2 separate regions of the Homo sapiens genome follow, and region 2 is linked to region 1. The links are chromatin loops, found by intact Hi-C in ENCODE. Cell type or tissue: heart right ventricle. All regions are shown on one strand. Each heading gives the region's core, and the rest is flanking DNA. Links, peaks and the distances in the headings are about the cores only.

The links. Peaks named below come from ENCODE experiments on the same cell type or tissue, not always from the same donor. Only the 100,000 strongest peaks of a DNase experiment are listed, where the experiment ranks them.
Region 2: a loop joins it to region 1, with 7 times the contacts of the local background. A loop is called at or near these places in 23 of 110 quality-filtered maps.

Annotation. Positions count from the first base shown.
Region 1 is chr10:128,010,179-128,013,090 of GRCh38, reverse strand. All of the region lies in intron 2 of PTPRE (protein tyrosine phosphatase receptor type E), which reads right to left. Among named protein-coding and RNA genes, the nearest start is that of AS-PTPRE, 51 kb to the left of the region's middle. In heart right ventricle, for the core only: a CTCF peak has its summit at 1,570 (motif pointing right); a DNase peak (open chromatin) is centred at 1,570; H3K27ac peaks cover 272 bases.
Region 2 is chr10:127,714,192-127,717,103 of GRCh38, reverse strand. No RefSeq gene overlaps it. Among named protein-coding and RNA genes, the nearest start is that of FOXI2, 22 kb to the left of the region's middle. In heart right ventricle, for the core only: a CTCF peak has its summit at 1,128 (motif pointing left); no DNase peak of the experiment used is centred there.

The sequences.
Region 1 (2,912 bases), core at 318-2,817:
GGGAGTATTTTATTAAATAGACTCTTCTCTTTAATAGAAAATTCATGCCAATTTCATAACATGGCTTGCTCTCACAGTGGGAAGCACTACGGCGCTCATGAATTTTTAAAGAAATGCTGATTTTACTGACCAAGAGCCAGTAATAGAAATGTGTTTATTTGTTTAACAAATATTTACTGACTGTCTTCTGGATACAGAGCAGGGAAGGAGGCCTTGTTTAATTAACCAGATTCGACAACCTTGCTGCCTTCCAGGGATTTCTAGTCTAACTGGGAGACCACACTCCCCTGAAAAAGACTTCAGTGGGTTCAAGGTAGGGTTGTGGGGAGTGGCTGGTGCCAACCTTTTGAAAAATTACTGGAATCCTTGTATTTGACATAGGTGTCCTAGGTGCTGAATATGCCACCAGAGCTAGCCCCCACCTCTGCTCTTGTGAAGCTCCCAAGGACAGGAAATGATGCCTCGTCCATGCCTAGCAAGTAGCAGGTGCACCTTAATGACTCCTGAGCTGAGCAGAAACCCAGGCGTTCAACAGCACAGCTGTTAGGACAAAGCTGATGGCATGAGCCTCTCTCCCAAGGCTGGGTGGGTGCCTCGCTGCCATGGTGAGGAGCTTCATCTGGGGCTTCTCAGCAAAGCAAGGGTAGCAGGTGACACTGGATATTTACTAGCTCAGGCTCATGGGGAGGATGGGCCAGACCTCACAGGTGCAGGGCAAGGAGAAGTTTGGTTTATTGGCCAGGAAGTTGCTGGACTCTTGAGTGACCACAAGGTCAGATCTATCCTGGAGCATTTTATTGCCCTAAAATCACCCTTGAGTTGCAAAGGTGAGTTGCATTGGGAGGCTCCAGGAGGCGGCCAGCACTCTGAAAAGAGCCCCAACACAGGAGACAGGTGGACCTGGATTCACACCTGGGCTCACAATCTTGTCACTCTGAGCCAGGAGACAGGTGGACCTGGGTTCACACCCGGGCTCACAATCTTGTCACTCTGAGCCAGGAGACAGGTGGACCTGGGTTCACACCCAGGCTCACAATCTTGTCACTCTGAGCCAGGAGACAGGTGGACCTGGGTTCACACCTGGGCTGTCTATCTTGTCACCCTGGGCATGTCATCTGTCTCTTAGAGGTTTTTCCCTTCTCTGATCTTGGGACAGTTTCCGCCCTTAGGATGGGTGAGGACACAGGTGGACTCTCTGGCCCAGGTTCTGCTCTGAGCTGGTGGGAGGGGGACAGTGACAGCCACATTCCAGGTGTTTAGGCCACCGCCTGTGAACTGGCACGTGTGAGGCACCCACAGTTGCTGAGCTTGGCTGGGCACCAGCCATGGCACCCTCTTGGGGTGGAGGGGGGAGCCCCTAGGATGCTCACAGCCCAACAGGACAGATAGAGGAAGCATAGAGTGACAGGAGTGTCCTAAAAGGAATTTCTAGTGAAATGGTGTTATAACTTTGCATTTTATGGGCTCAACTTAGCACCTGAATTTGGAAGCATTAGGGATGGGGTCGGGCTACGGGGACGCTTCCGCGCATGCGCCAAGCTTGAAGCCCGGGTGCTATGCCAGAGGTGACCAGAAGGTGGCACCGTCGGGTAAGCCACAGGAACGTCTACCGCGCACCCGCCTGGTGCGCCCAGGCCACGCTCAGAACCTTCCTAACCCGCGCCTCCTCCGGGGTCCCCCAGTCACCTCAACCAGTATCCTTGCAGGATCACTCTAGAAACGTAACCACTTCACCAATGCCCAAACATTTGTTCTTAAATAGCTTTTCCTCTCCATTCACTCGCCGTGTTACAGTGATTAATTAGGAACTAGCATTCTAAGATTCATCTGAATTCCCAAAAGTCATCCTCACACCCATGTCCCAGCCTGGAATTTTACAATCTGTGGGTCTGTTATCTCTACCCCAGCCAAGAAATTTAACACCCAAATGGACTTTTCTTGCCTAGAATGACAGAGAGAATTACCCATTAAACCGCATGCCATGTTCAGGAAATTGGCTTTCTTCCCACGGAATCGATTCTTCCATAAATATTAAAATTAATTATTCTGGAGACTATAACTCAAAGTATGTACAAATGAAGTGTCATGCTTAGGACAGGGGTGGCAATTCAGGAAGACGGGTGGCTCCTGGGACACGAACCTTCTGCCTGCCTTCCGCTTAATGGATGGGTTACCAGCTGTTTAAGGAACCAGGGTTTAAGGCCGGGAGCAGTGGCTCACGCCTGTAATCCCAGCACTTTGGGAGGCCGAGGCAGGTGGATCACGAAGTCAGGAGATCAAGACCATCCTGGCTAACACGGTGAAACCCCATCTCGACTAAAAATACAAAAAATTAGCCGGGCGTGTCCGCGGGCACCTGTAGTCCCAGCTACTCAGGAGGCTGAGGCAGGAGAATGGTGTGAACCCGGGAGGCGGAGCTTGTAGTAAGCCAAGATCGCGCCACTGCCCTCACTGCCCTCCAGCCTGGGCGACAGAGCGAGACTCCATCTCAAAAGGAAAGAAAAGAAAAGAAAAGAAAAGAAAAGAAAAGAAAAGAAAAGAAAAGGAACAGGGTTTGACGGTTGTGGCTGGGGATCTAAAGTTGAGAGGAGAAGGAAGTAGGAGAGAGAAAAAGGCAGAGAGCACTGGGCTGGGAACCGCATGGTCTCTTCCCTGACCTGGTGGTGATGGGATCTGTGCCCCGGCAAAGGGAGGAGTTCTCATATTTCTCAGGCAAGAAAAAATTTCAATTCCCCAAGCCAAGCTATTCTCTGCTGTCTTTAGCAAAGGCTGGGCATACCTCAACCACCAGGCTTCAGAGTCCCTGGGCTCTGCCATTTTCTGTGTGTGGGCGCTCATGTACATTTGGCAACCTATAAAATGGGAAGTAATCTCTGGTGTGAGAACAGAGGGGCTACAAACCACCCCCACTC
Region 2 (2,912 bases), core at 149-2,648, 300 kb after region 1:
TGGAGTGCAGTGGTGCCATCTCGCCTCACTGCAACCTCCGCCTCCTGAGTTAAAGCGATTCTCCCGCCTCAGCCTCCTGAGTAGCTGAGCCAGGCATGCGCCACCACACCTGGCTAATTTTTGTATTTTTAGTGGAGATGAGGTTTCACCATGTTGGTCAGACTTGTCTCAAACTCCTGACCTCAAACGCTCTGCGTGCCTTGGCCTCCCAAAGTGCTGGGATTATAGGCATGAGCCACTGCGCCCGACCTGTCTTTAAAAAATAGATCCCAGTAATGACATACAGTCAAAGGACTATGTTACAGAGTCACTTGAAATATTTTTCTCAGTGGTTTCTTGTTTTGGCATATAGTTAGGGTCATTTCATTTCATGCCACTTAAGTTTAAAGCCTTAAATTTGCTAAGAAATAAGAAGTTGGAAAACACAGTTGGTCATTTACCTACACAATATTTCTATTCTTCCCCGTATGTGTTAAATAATTAGGTGTGATGGAATTTATATAGGTTGATCGAGTGTTAAAATTTATGGCAAGCATTGGGATCATCTAAGGACTTTTAGGTTCGTGGTAACCTTTGTTGTGTTGTATCTCCACAGATAAGCAGACCCTTTCAGAGACTGAGAGGGAAGATGCTAAGCGTGCTTGACTTTGGCGATGAGAAAAAGTGTTTGAGATGTCAGCCTGCAGGGTCAGATTGACTCAGGCAAGAATCCTAGTCCTGTCAGTTATTACCTGTGTAATCCTGGATGAGTTAACCTGGACCCTCAATTTTCTTATCTGTAACACAGTAATAATAATCATCTCACAGGGCTTCATTTCCCATCCGGGTTAAATGAAACCATGCATATAAAGCACTTTGCACGTTTCCCGGCACCATACATGTAGCTAATGTTATTAGGGTGGTAAATAAGACTGCACTTTTTCTCTAATTATTCTATTGGTTTTTCAAAAAAGTGTTTTTATAATGAGCATGGTTTGTCCTCATAATAGCAAACAAACAGCAAACTCCAATAATCTGGGGGTGAGGGTGAGAAGGAGAATGAATTCCCTATGGTAGTTTTGTGTATTGATCATTCCTCTGTGAATTTTTCTGTCCTTAATTATGTGACTTTAATGCCATCTAGTGGAAGGTGACAGAGTCTATTTCCTCAAGTAGCTTCATTTGATAAGGAAAAAATCCCATGTTTATTTTATGTAATAGATGGCTCAAGTTCCATTCCTTCCTTATTAAAGAAATGTTCAGAATCCATAGTCATCAATAAAGATATTTTTGGTGAAATTTATTTTAAGGGCATAGCCTTTAGTATTTTATGGGTGAAAAATTTCCTACAGAGAGGGTAGGTTTGTTTTATTCTCAAACTTTTCTCTTGTATTTTTTATTTGTATTTAAGATTTTACATGTCAATTTTTATGATAAATCTACTGAATTTGTTGTAACATAATGCTAGCAAATACGCAGGAGCTTGCAGTAAGACTATTCTTTTTAAGAGAAAGACCTGTTGTCGTTAAACACTTTTTTTATTTTGCCTTGATTTTTTTTTAAATACTGAATGTGGAATGAATATAAAGTCTCACTGATCATGAACCTAAGCTCATCCAGTTTCGTGGTGGCAGCAGGGAGCGCCAGGGAGCCAGGGGTCAGGTTGGGCTCCTGCTTTTCCATCCAGTGTGACCTCGAGTAGAGCCCCACACCCACTTCACGTGCACATGATCAGACTGGGTGAGAAGCTCTCTCACATTTCATCTTGTGGCATCCTTTAATCCTTAGCTTCGGATTTGTAAAGGAGAGTGAGACCTGCTCTTTACCACTGTAGCTTACCAGTTATAGGGGAGTCTAAGTCCTGATTTTTACTTTGAAATAGTTACGGTAATCTATCCATCCTGTTAGGATGCTCTTGGCTGCTGGGGCATTTCTACCCCTTCCTTGCTGCTACCCAGATGTAACCCTGGCCACACCTTGTATTGACTAGACTTCAGAAATTGTTTTATGTTTGAATTACTTTAATTTTATTGCTTTAGTTGAATCAGTGTCTCCTGACTCCAGCCACCTTGCTTTGGGTTTGCTGCTGAATTGGGCCAGCATATGCAGGAGGGCCCAGGGGGCCCGGCTCCCAACTTCCTGCCAGAGATGCAGATGGAGATCATGAGACACACCTTAATGAGGGTACCATTGCTCCAGCGTTGGCACTTGCTGTGTTTAGGTACCACAAAAAGAAAGTACAGCTGTCATGTCTGAAGGTTACTGACTCTCCAGAAATGAGGAAGGCCTACGTGGTCTTCTTGATCTTGCTGCTGCACAAATTGTTGACACCTGTCCCCTGTCCTGGCTCAGAGATGATCCCTTGTGGCAGGGATCAAAAGGACATGAGAGCCCGAATGTTGTCCTAAGTGGCGGTGAAATTCGTGTTTAAGTGTGGGCTCTGGATAGTTGGGGGGGTCCTGGCTCTGAATCTATTTCTTTGCTCTGTGCCCTTTCCTTGGTTACAAGTGATGAACCTCATTAGCCTGGTGTGTAACGCACGTGTAATAACAGCACCTGCTTCCTCCAGCCACAGGAGGAAGCTCATATGTGCTAAACGGTTAGCATATTGCTTGACATCTGGTTAGTGCTTAATACATTGTTATTAAAAGTTAACTGTTATATGTTATGTATATTAAATGAATAAAGTCTCACTGATCATGAACCTAAGCTCATCCAGTTTCGTGGTGGCAGCAGGGAGCGCCAGGGAGCTACCTTTAGGTAGCTACTAACAGAATGTCAGCTCTGGGGACATAAAGCCAAATGCCCAACATCTGTCTAGGTTTGTTATACATTTCTAGAGAATTGCATTAAGAAAATAAAACTAGGCAGGGCGTGGTGGCTCATGCCTGTAATCCCAGCACCTTGGGAGGCTGAGGTGGGTGGATCACCTG